Regions from separate parts of the Homo sapiens genome. Here region 1 is linked to region 2. The links are chromatin contacts, found by Hi-C or POLR2A ChIA-PET in ENCODE. All regions are on one chromosome and are shown on one strand. Each heading gives the region's core, a stretch centred on a gene start or an enhancer-like site at or near the end of the contact. The rest is flanking DNA. Distances are from core to core; before and after follow the strand shown.

Region 1 (5,069 bases), core at 1,653-4,152, 1.4 Mb before region 2:
TTTTTTTAACTTTTTTCTCTCTTTCTGTGTGTGTCTGTATATGTATATGTATATAGACACACATATTTATAATATATACACATTATATAAACTATATACAAATTGTTCTTTTTCTGTACCATCTGAGTGTAGACTATACATTATGCCTCCTTACCCCTTAATATCTAGTGTGGATATTTTATAAAAGGATATTCTTTTAAGTAAACACAATGTAGTTAAGAAATTCAAGAAATTTTGCGTTGATGCAATACTTTTATTTTAGCCCACATTCAGTTTTTTTGCTATTACCGCAATAATGTCTTTTAGATATTTATTTCTTCCAATATAGAATACAGTCTAGAATTCCATGATGCCTTTAGTTGCCATGTCTGTGTAGTCTCCTTTAATCTGGAACAGTTCTTCAGTCTGCCATTGTTTTTAATGACGCTGACATTTTTGAAGAATACAAGCTAGTTATTTTACTGAGTTTATCTAATGTTTCTTCAAGGTTAGATTTAGCTTATGCACTGAACTAGCTGATATGATGCTCTTCCTTCTTATCCATCTCATCTGTCTGTTCATCCATCCATCCGTCTGTCCATCCATCCATCCATCCATCCATCCATCCATCCATCCATCCATCCATCACCTCTATCGTGAGTACAAATTCAAGGATTCTTACTTTATGTGACAGTTTATAATCTATTACTGCCATTATTTATTTTACTATTGAAAACATCCAAGATTTGGCCAGTGGGAGCCCCTTCAAGCTGCCTTATATGCCCTTTTGCAATGCCTGGCTATTCTTTTGATCACTTCCTATTTTTAGGTACAATAAGATTTTCTAGCCCAAAGTATACCTTACCTGCCCAAGCCCTGGAAGCAGCCATTTCTCTAGGAGCCCTTGTTTATTTTAGTGGGATTGTTATTTAGAAACCAACATGTGGGATCTACATAGCTCATTGCTATTTGGGTTTCATTTCTTCTAAGCCTTTTCAGCTGACAGAGCTAGGAAATATGTATAATTTTTAAAATCATGAATTCTTACCAATACCTATGATCCATTTTAACCTCACTGGATTCTTCCTTGCCTCTCTGCATCCCATATTTGTATGTCTTCTTCCACAGAGAGAATCCTATTTCTCCACAATATCATATATTTACTCATTTTCTCAATCCTGAACTACTCATAAAATAATCTTAGAATTGCTCCATTCTTACCACAGTGAAAAGCAAACCCACTAAGAAGAGTTCAAGATTTATCTGTTGTATATTCATAATATTATATCCAAAAGTTATTTGTATTTGTTCTTCCCCTCTCCCCTTTTGATGTGGTTATGTTATTCCTTTGAAAGACGATTAGGTTTATTTCTTTCTCTTTTCATTTAGTTTATTTCCACCCCCCATCTTTATTGCTTTTATTTTATATCTTAACATGTTTTAACATACTTCCAAAAATTAAAACAAAAAGATATCCTCAAAGAAGGGTCACCTCTTCCCCATCCCTTTTACTCAATTTTCCCTGCCAACCACTTGTGATAATCAATTTCATTGTTTTCTGGTTTATTCTTCTTGTGATTTTTTTTTTTTTGGAAAAAAAAGCAAATTTATGTTATTTTCCCATCTTTTTTTTTTACATTTAAAGGTAAAGTACTTTTCCACCTTTCTTCTCTTTATTGGAATGTATACTGTGTAAACCACTCCATATTCATAGAGATAGCTCTTTCTTTTTTAGAGCGACATAGTATTCTATTGTGTGGGTGCATCGTAGTTTATTTCACCAGTCTATGCTTGCACATTTAGGTAGTTTCCAGTATTTTGCAGTTATAGATAAAGCTACAATAATTTTATGCATATATATATTTGTACCATTGGAAGTACAGTTTTCCTGTTAAATTTCTAGAAGTGGGATTGCTGGGTTTCGTGAGAGTAAGTGCATAAACAGTGTTGTCAGATACTGCCAAATTTCTTCCCATCACACTTGTACCTTTCTGTATCTCCCCCACAATGAAGATAATGCCTGACTCCCCACATTCTCTGTTGCAGAGTATATTGTCAAGGTCTTGAATTTTTGCCAAGCATAAGATGCATGAGAAATGGTATTTCAGTGTAGTTTTAATTTTCTTTGTTATGAGTTTTAATGTGCACTATTCTTTTGGGTGGATTTGGAGCCATTTCTTCTATTTAAGGGCCATTTTTGTGTAATGCTGTGGATTGTTTGTTCTGTCTTTTGTTCATTTTTTCCTGAAGGAATTTTTGGTCTTCTTATCTTCAGTGTTTAAAAGTTCTTTACAATTGGGGATATTAGCCTTTTATCTGTGATACACAACTGTTTTTCCCAGTTTGTCATTTGCTGTTTAATTAGTTCTTTATGCTATTCACTGTCCTTGTTTCCTTTCTGTCTGCTTTTGTTTGAACATTTCTTGTTTATTTTAAATGAATGTTTTTCTTGCATCTGAGCATTTGAAATGTTCCTATTTTAAAGTCCTTGTCAAATTGTTTCATGATGTTAATTTAATTTTATTTGGAGTAATTCATGTTTTGAGTATTGATTTTGCTGGCTTGTTTTCTAAGCGTGAGCTGTCTACAAGTTTTGGTATTTTGGTGTGCAGGCTCATTTCAAGAGCAAAGTTTCTGTTTTGTTTTCGTTTCTCGTTCCTTCTCTCTCTCTCTGATAGTTTTGTGTTCGCCTCTACCTGGTCCTGAGATCCTAATAAAGCCTTAGCCGTGGATATCACATCCCTTGGTTACTGTTTTACTGCCTTCAGGGTGGACAGCTCACTTCATCCCCTGGCTTCCAGCTCTAAGCCTGGGCTCCCCCTCCCATCTTGCAGGGAAGACTTAGTCCTTGTTGCCTTTGAAGAACCCACATCTTCCCTCCCCTCTCCCACCCCACTGACTGCTTTGTGTCAGTGTTGTGCCTCTCATACGCAGAGATGATTATCTCGTTTGTGAGCCCGGCTTCATCTTATTGACTCTCTCCTTTTGTATTTTATCTGTCGCTTCTGTATGTTTGGAACAGGGGCACGGTGTCAGCACGTGAGTTTATGGAGCCTTCTTAATGGGAAATACTCCTTTGTACGCTAAAGGAGGGAATGTTGGAAGTCTTGAGGGGAACAGAAGGAAGGAAACTAGCATGATGGGGGCTTTCCTATTTTCCAGATATGTAGCATGCACCATTTCCTTTACTTCTCAGCTGCCCTCCCATTTCACACGCAGGACAGTGGGGGCACAGAACAGGCGAGCAAGTTGTCCAGCCCTGCAGCCCATGAGGGGGATGTGGGATCTGAATGCAGGCAGTGCCCCCGACTGGACGTCACCCTGGCTTTTGGGCTCAGCAGAGCAGTTAGTCCCCTCTGTGCCTGGAATGCCTAATCTTTGGCCTAGGCCTGGGTGTGGGGTTGGGAGTAGGAGAGGCATGATTAGGGACACTCACCAATTAGTTCCTCCTTTTTGAATGCCTTGGTGTCCTCCAGCTGACATTGGAGAAGTGCCTGGAGTGTGCTGGGCACTTTATTGACCCCAGGTCAGTTCTTTAATTGATTGAGTTCAAAACAGCCCGAAGAGTAGGTACTTTTAGCCCCTACCTTTTAAAATACTAAGTAAGATTGAATCTCATTTCTCATATTTTGTGGGAACAAGGAGACCAATGCTCAAGAGCTCGTGTGGCTTCCTTGCTTCTCCCATTAGCAAATGTAGGGCTGGGATTATTTCCATGTCCTCTGACTGCAGAGCCCTAAGCTTCCACAGTTCCAACATGTTCTGTTTCTCACAGCGTCTTCCCTGCCAGCTTGTTGCTGTCACTCGGGAAGCATGATGCTCCTGAAGGAGAGGGACCTCGAGGACTGCTCGGTGAGAGGGCAGAGTCTGAGGGGCTCTGGAGGCACCATTCCCCTGCGTCTCCTGGAGAGAAGGCCCGTTTCAGCCACCCGCATCCAGAATTGCACACATTTTGAATCCAGTACTCAAGGAGGCTCTGATCCCTGCTTGGCTCAGAGGTGTTGCATCTTTCTAAGTTTATCGGAGAGGCGAGCCCAGTGTCCTGGCAGAGGGTAGGAGGGTCTCTTTGCCTCTGCTAGTTTCATGGCTTATTTGGTAAGATGGCCTCAGGGCCCTCGTCTCTTCGGGTGCTTCTCCACCCTGTTGCGCTAATGGAAAGACCATGAGATTTGGGTTCACGAACACCTCCCCTCCCTGCATCACTCTTTATCACATCACCCTATTGTTTTCCAATCTGTAATTTTTTTAGGTATTAGTTACTTGTTAGCTTTTCATCTCCCCAACCCAAAGCAAGCTCCATGAGGGCACAGGCCCTATTTCTCTACTTTCTTTTGGATCCCCATCACCTGGTAGATACCTAGCCCATAGGAGGTGGCAAGTAACTAGATTTTGAATGAATGAATGAATAAAATGAGGAGATGGCTGGCTCCAATCCTGGCTCTTCCATTTACAATCTCTGTGACTTCCAGCAAGGTACTCACTTTTCCTTATCTGTAAAATGGACTAACTAGAATGGCAAATGTATAAGACTGTTCAATAATTGACACCCAGCCTTAGAGCTGCTCAGAAAAGGCCTGGCCTGGCCCCAGCAGGGATGGATGTCCCCAGGCTCTGGGCATCTGGTGACACCCTGCGCCCACCAAAAGCAGCTCCCATGAGGTGAAGCCTCCACGAACGGGACCGTGCCCTGGATCTGCCTGGGCCGCTGCAGAAACCACAGCCAGCTCTGTCTGATTAGGAAGGCCTTCTGAGTTGCTGAGGGTTTGAGATTAACCCTGAAGGAACAACTCCCTCTACACAAGCCTTGTAATTAGACACTCGTGTTTACTCTCCGAAGTTCACTGAATCATTTTACCTGGTGTCAGGAGCTGCATCTTGATGTTTGACAAAGCCTGATTGCTTTTGGTAAGGGAACAATACAAAACTGGGGCTTCACAGAAGCTGTGGGTGGCACAGGCCCATCTCCATGCCGGGCAGCTCTGATGTCTGAAGCGTTGCCTTGCATGTAGCAGGGTTTGGTGGAGCGTTTTCTGGTCCCTGCCTTAGGCCTGGTCCTTGAGATTCCAAGATTCCCAATGCCATTTATGAGC
Region 2 (5,828 bases), core at 1,890-4,389:
CAAACATGCAACTTCTCAATAAATAGTTAACTATTATTCTCTTTTTTTGGAGATGGATTCTTGCTCTGTCGCCCAGGCTGGAGTGCAATGGCAAAATCTCACTGCAACCTCCCTGAGTTCAAGTGATTCTTCTGCCTCAGCCTCCTGAATAGCTAGGATTACAAGCGTGCACCACCACACCCAGCTAATTTGGGTATTTTTAGTAGAGACAAGATTTCACCATGTTGGCCAAGCTGGTCTCAGACTCCTGATCTCAAGTGATCCACCTGCCTCAGCCTCCCAAAGTGCTGGGATTACAGGCCTGAGCCACCACACCCGGCCTCTATTACTCTTTTTAGATGTAGAGAGGAAGGCTTTTATTTTGTCCATTCTGTATATCAGAAACTCAACATATGCATATCTCAGTTAAGGTCACTACCATGCAATAGTCTTTATGTTATAGCTCAGAGAGTTTAGGCAACATACACAAAATCACACAGCTACTCATCCCTGAACTTGAATTGAATCCTAACTGGATGCCAAAGTCCTTATCCTTTCCTCTATACCATGTTGGACTGTCTAGAATATGTTCAATCAAAATGAAGCCCCTCACCATAGAATGATGACTCACAGCCTTGACCCCTTGCACTGAGTCTTACAAGGGGATAGTCCTCCTGACTGCCCTGACTTGGCAGAGGGTAGGACTGCTGATGGTACAAAGACCATTCTTTGCAGCTTAAGCTCAACCCCCTGAACCCCATCTCCCTGGGCTCCAGAATCAGTCCACAAAAGCCTGGACTATGGAGTGCACTAACTGCCGGGCTATACAGTAGGGTCCTTTCTTCTGTTCTCAGTGACTAGACTTTGTACTTAGAGGTGGACTGAGGACCCGAAAGTCCATGTGCTGTCAGTGCTCCCTGGACACCAGAGTCTCCAGGGTGCAGCTCCTAGTGCATTTGCATTGGGGTCCCCTTGGGGAGCTTGTTAAAATGCAAATGGCTGGGCCTCTCCTGGAATTGCGCAACCTGAATCTCAGCTGGTAAACCAGACATCTGCATTTTTGACTAGTGTCTGAGTGAGCACGGGTTTATGGATCTTTGTGAGCCATAAAGCCACAGCTTTATTGTTTGTTCTTTTTTCTGAAAATTAAAAAAAAAAAAAGGCTGGGCAAAGTGGCTCATGCCTATAATCCTGGCACTTTGGGAGGTCAAGGCAGGTGGATCACCTGAGGTCAGGGGTTTGAGACCAGCCTGGCCAATATGGCAAAATCCCATCTTTACTAAAAATACAAAAATTAACCAGTCATGGTGGCGCATACCTGTAATCCAAGCTACTCGGGAGGCTGAGGCAGGAGAATTGCTTGAACCTGGGAGGTGGAAGTTGCAGTGAGCCGAGATCGTGCCCTTGCACTCTAACCTGGGTGACAGAGCAAGACTGTCTCAAAAAAAAAAAAAAAAAAAAAAAAAGGCAGACACGAAGTACCTAGAACCCAGCTGATTCTGCAGACCTCCAGCTATGGCAGACAGAATACTAGTCCCTCAAAGATATCCATGTCCCAATCCCTAGAACCTGTGAATATGCTATATTACATGGGAATTGCAAGGGGAAATTAAAGATACAGATGGAATTAAATTTGCTAATCAGCTGACGTTAAAATAAGGACAATACCCTGGACTATCTGGGTGGGCATAATTATTCACAAGAGTTCTTTACAGTGGGAGGGAGGCAGAAGAGGTCAGAGTGAAACAGGATGAGAAGAGCTTCACCTGCCATTGCTGGCTTTGAAGACAGAGGAAGGAGCCAAAAGCCAAGGAATGTTGCAGCCTCTAGAAGCTGGAAAAGGCAAGAAAACAGATTCTCCCCCACAGCCTCCAGAAGGAACACAGCCTGGCAGACACCTTGATTTTAGCCCAGTGAGACCTATTTGTGCATCTGACTTCTAGAACTGAAACATAAATTTATGTTGATTTAAGCCACCAAGTTTGTGGTAATTTGTTACAGCAGCAAATGGACGTTTCACTCATCAGGATAAAAGGGAGCATAGGTTCACATGGCAGCAATGAAAAGTCTAACGTCCACTTTAAATGCCTTTTTCGAGTCATGGAACTTCTCTTTCCCTGCACTGTCTGAGCCCAGAGATTAGATAAATGCTCTGACCACTGCAGAAGCTGGTGGGTTGCATTGTGTCTCAGCCGGGGTTGGGGCCAGAGGAGGTTCCCTAGGGGTTGAAAGCAGGGATCAGGGAGCAGACAGTCGTGGGGGATTCCCTGAAGGTCTGACTAAATGTATCTTAGGGCCCCAGCAAAACAAGGACACCGCAGAGCAAAACAAGAATTCCAACTTTGGTGAATTTTCCCACATTGTATTATCAATAACTTCGGCACAATGTCATTTTAACATACTTCTTACTTCTGTATTTTATAATTTAGAGTTTAGACACATTTTGGATTACATGAAATGCAGAAGAGGAGAGGCAAAATAAACTCTTCTAAGTTTAGGGTCTTGGATCAGGCTTTGGCAAGGGGGTCAATCAAGCAAAAGCCAATTGTTAGGAGTTGGCAAACAGGTGCCAAGACCAAAGGAATCAGGTCAACGTGGAGGACAGCAGGGAAAAATATCGGGTGCTCCTCTCGTTACCGAATTGTGGGTGGTGAGGAGAAGTTGTGTTGAGATGTTTAAAAAAATATGGTTGGGAGGAAAGAATGAATGAATGGACAAATGAATGAATGAATGGCTTTAACTCAGAGTATCGGCTCTTGGTGTGCTTTACGGTCTTCTCTGAAGGTCATAACTCTTCCCAGGTCTGTGCCAAACCTCAGGAAGTTCAGAGATGGGTGGGGCCACGTGGTCACAAATGAAAGTTGTCCTACTTAGGGCATCCGCATGGAGCGGCGCTGTGGTCTAGTTCTGAGCAAGTCGGTGTGCAGAGATGAAAGCTCCCACCTCCCCCTCCACTGATGTCTTTGGCCGTAGAGTCACACGCACAGGGCCTCCAGGGGGCTGGCAGCCCAGGAGCAGGCGACCCGCCCCAGCCTGAGCCTGTTACTCTTGGGCTCGTACTAAAGGGGGCTTAGGTCTCTGCACTTTTCATGTGGTGGCTTTCAAAATCGGAATCCACTTGAAGTGGTTTGGGTTTTTCTCTTCTCCGCCTGGTGTTTGCTGTAGAGAAACACCTTCAAACACAGAGAGCACCGCTCAACGCCTCTGTCTCTGAGCGCGTTCAGAGGAACCAGAGACGCCACATCAAGCTGAACGTTTTCATCAGAGACGCCCTGGTGGGGGCCCCCGCCTGCTGCCCACTAGGCAAAGGTTTTCTTTTACCCCCATTGACATCCCCCCACCCAAGTATTGGCTCACACGTACCTGTCGCTGGGAGAACAAACTACCCTTGTTTGTGTGAACGGACCTATTTGGAGAATTTGGAGGCCACAACAGGCAGAAAAATCCCTCTTGGATCCCATATCCTGTGTGGGCCCCCGTTTTGCTGTTGGAGTCTGCAGGGGAGGCAGAGGGGTCAGGGAGATTCTCACTTCTTCTGCTACTGTTACAGGCAGCACCTTCTTCCTCATCACCTCCCTGGTGGTGCCACCAAGCTCCATATTGTACCTTTTATACCATATTTGAAAGAAAATGCTGACTAAGCAAGGAAGAAACCTGGATAGATGTCTCAAGTCACATCCCTCAGAGACATCACATGCTCCAAATCATGTTTGGAACAACTTAGGTTCCTTAGCAGTAGAGATGGATATTGATAGTTCTTCATCAATATCAACAGTCTTTATTAATATCAACAGACTTGTATCTGAGAGAGAAAATAAGCAATTGAGGGGTTGTGGATATTATTTTAATGCTTGAATTACCCAGAGGCTGTCACAGTCTACTCATGCATACTTACAGAGGACAGAGGGATTTTGGAGAGCAGGTAATTCAACATCTTTATTTTGCAGCTACACGAATTCCATCCTGAAAGTTTTACATGACTTGCCTAAGGTTACCGGGCATTTGTGCAGCTGCACCAAATGGCCTTATTTGTATTATGAGATTTAAGGGTATTTACATACATTGGGAGGCTGGGAAATTTTATTTAGTAGTAACCCAATGGAGGTTATGTGCCTTGTGAGGTGTGTACTCTCCTATCTGTAAATGGGGAAACAGTGAGCTAGGGCCCTAACATGGTTCTCACTTGAAAACTGTGGCCATGGCTGGGTGCGGTGGCTCACGCCTATAATCCCAGCACTTTGGGAGGCCAAGGTAGGTGGATCACCTGAGATCAGGAGTTCAAGACCAGCCTGGCCAACATGGCGAAACCCCGTCTCTACTAAAAATAAAAAATAAAAAAAAATGCCAGAAAGCCAGGCATGGTGGCGGGCGCTTGTAATCCCAGCTACTCGGGAGGCTGAGGCAGGAGAATCACTTGAACCCAGGAGGCGGAGATTGCAGTGAGCCAAGATTGCACCAGTGCACTCTATCCTGGGTGAAAAGAGTGAAACTCTGTCTCATTAAAAAAAAAAAAAACTCTGGCCATGTCTTTGTACTCACAAATTAGAGGGACAGAGTGTGTATGAGTGTCTCTGTCTGTGTCTGTGTATAGGGTTGTGGTCAGTGCATGGTGACCTCCCAAGCCACACTGCTTAGACGCACTCAGTGAATTACACCAGGAAGAGATCGCCTTCCAAGCCTGGACTTCAGCCCACACAAATCAGGGCCAGTGGGAGCTTTCTCCACCCTCCTCCTTCCTACTGTCACCAGTGTATTTACTTCCTGAGAGATGGTTGTGCCAGAAAGTCACTGCATCTAGATTTGGGATTATCACTGGAAACAAGCCAGCCCTACCTAAGCAATGATGGGGCTAAGACTAAATCTTTCCCTTGGTATCCTGCCTATAAATCAGAGGAGCAGAGAGATGATGGATTCCAGCTCCTTGCTTTCAGATGGGGAATCTATGGTTCAAAGACTGGGTTGAGTGCCTCAAGGAGGCAGGATTCCTAGCTTTTCATCTGTTCTCCTTCCTCCACTCCACACATGCTCCTCTGCCCTTGGCCACATCTCCTTGACTGCAAGCCTTGCTACTACTTTGGGTTCTCAAGAAATATATCACACACAGCCACCCACTGTCTCAAGCCAGCAAAGAAAAAGCCCCCTGCAGCCCTCAGGCCAGCACACAATAGAACTCATACACTAGGATGCTTTTTTAAAGGGGTACCTTCTGTGGGAGCTAGATGCAGAAGGGATCTGCTTTTCAGGGGCTTCCTTTGTCTCTTCTGTCCCAAAGCTGCCTATTCCCTGATCTTCTAGGCCCTTCACCTCCTTCCACCCACCCCGAGAAGAGGTAGCTAGGAGACTTGAATTCCCGTAAGCATGCAGGATGAAAAAAACAGGATTGCAAAAAAACCCATAAGCCCTTCAGAGCTGTGATCTTTCTGGAATGAAACCAATGCATTCATTTCTTGAGAGATGAATGGACCAGGTTCGTCTCCATAGCTTGCTTCTAGGTTTGGGATTTTATGGAAATATGCAAGACCTTGCTTGGGTGACGATGGAGCTAAGGCCAAACCTCTCCCTTAGAGGCTTGCCTATAAAATAGAAAGTAGGTCCGTGGAGGTTGGAGTTCATTACATTCCTTTGCTTCCTTTTCTGGTGTTGCTACCCCTCACCCCTCACTCAGGGCGATTTGCATGAAAGGAAGTCTGAGAGGCAGGGACAGCCCCCGACCTTGAAGTCACAGGCCACAGAGAAGGAAGATGAGCCAAAACCAGAATAATTATCATTCTGCTCCTGCCCTTGAAGTTCACCGGAGTTTCAGATCAGCCATATTCTTCACCATGACCTTATTTCTGCAAGGGGAACCT

The links. Hi-C counts contacts between places; a loop is a spot of excess contacts on that map. ChIA-PET counts read pairs that join two places held with the same protein, here RNA polymerase II (POLR2A). Pooled maps may share reads with other maps.
Region 1: a loop to region 2 is called in a pooled map, with 5 times the contacts of the local background. The contact joins two enhancer-like sites. A Hi-C loop is called at or near these places in 4 of 50 pooled maps. POLR2A ChIA-PET finds 5 or more read pairs at or near these places in 2 of 52 experiments (activated CD8-positive, alpha-beta memory T cell and naive thymus-derived CD4-positive, alpha-beta T cell).

The regions. Positions count from the first base shown.
Region 1 is chr16:80,654,609-80,659,677 of GRCh38, reverse strand. All of the region lies in intron 2 of CDYL2 (chromodomain Y like 2), which reads left to right. Among named protein-coding and RNA genes, the nearest start is that of LINC01227, 84 kb to the right of the region's middle. RefSeq lists enhancers at 2,592-2,731, 2,882-2,931. Within about 2 kb of position 2,902, at least 6 of the 41 ENCODE cell types and tissues checked have a DNase peak (open chromatin) inside an H3K27ac peak, as active enhancers do.
Region 2 is chr16:79,269,567-79,275,394 of GRCh38, reverse strand. It overlaps a transcript of MAF not described here. Among named protein-coding and RNA genes, the nearest start is that of MAF, 330 kb to the left of the region's middle. Within about 2 kb of position 3,139, at least 2 of the 41 ENCODE cell types and tissues checked have a DNase peak (open chromatin) inside an H3K27ac peak, as active enhancers do.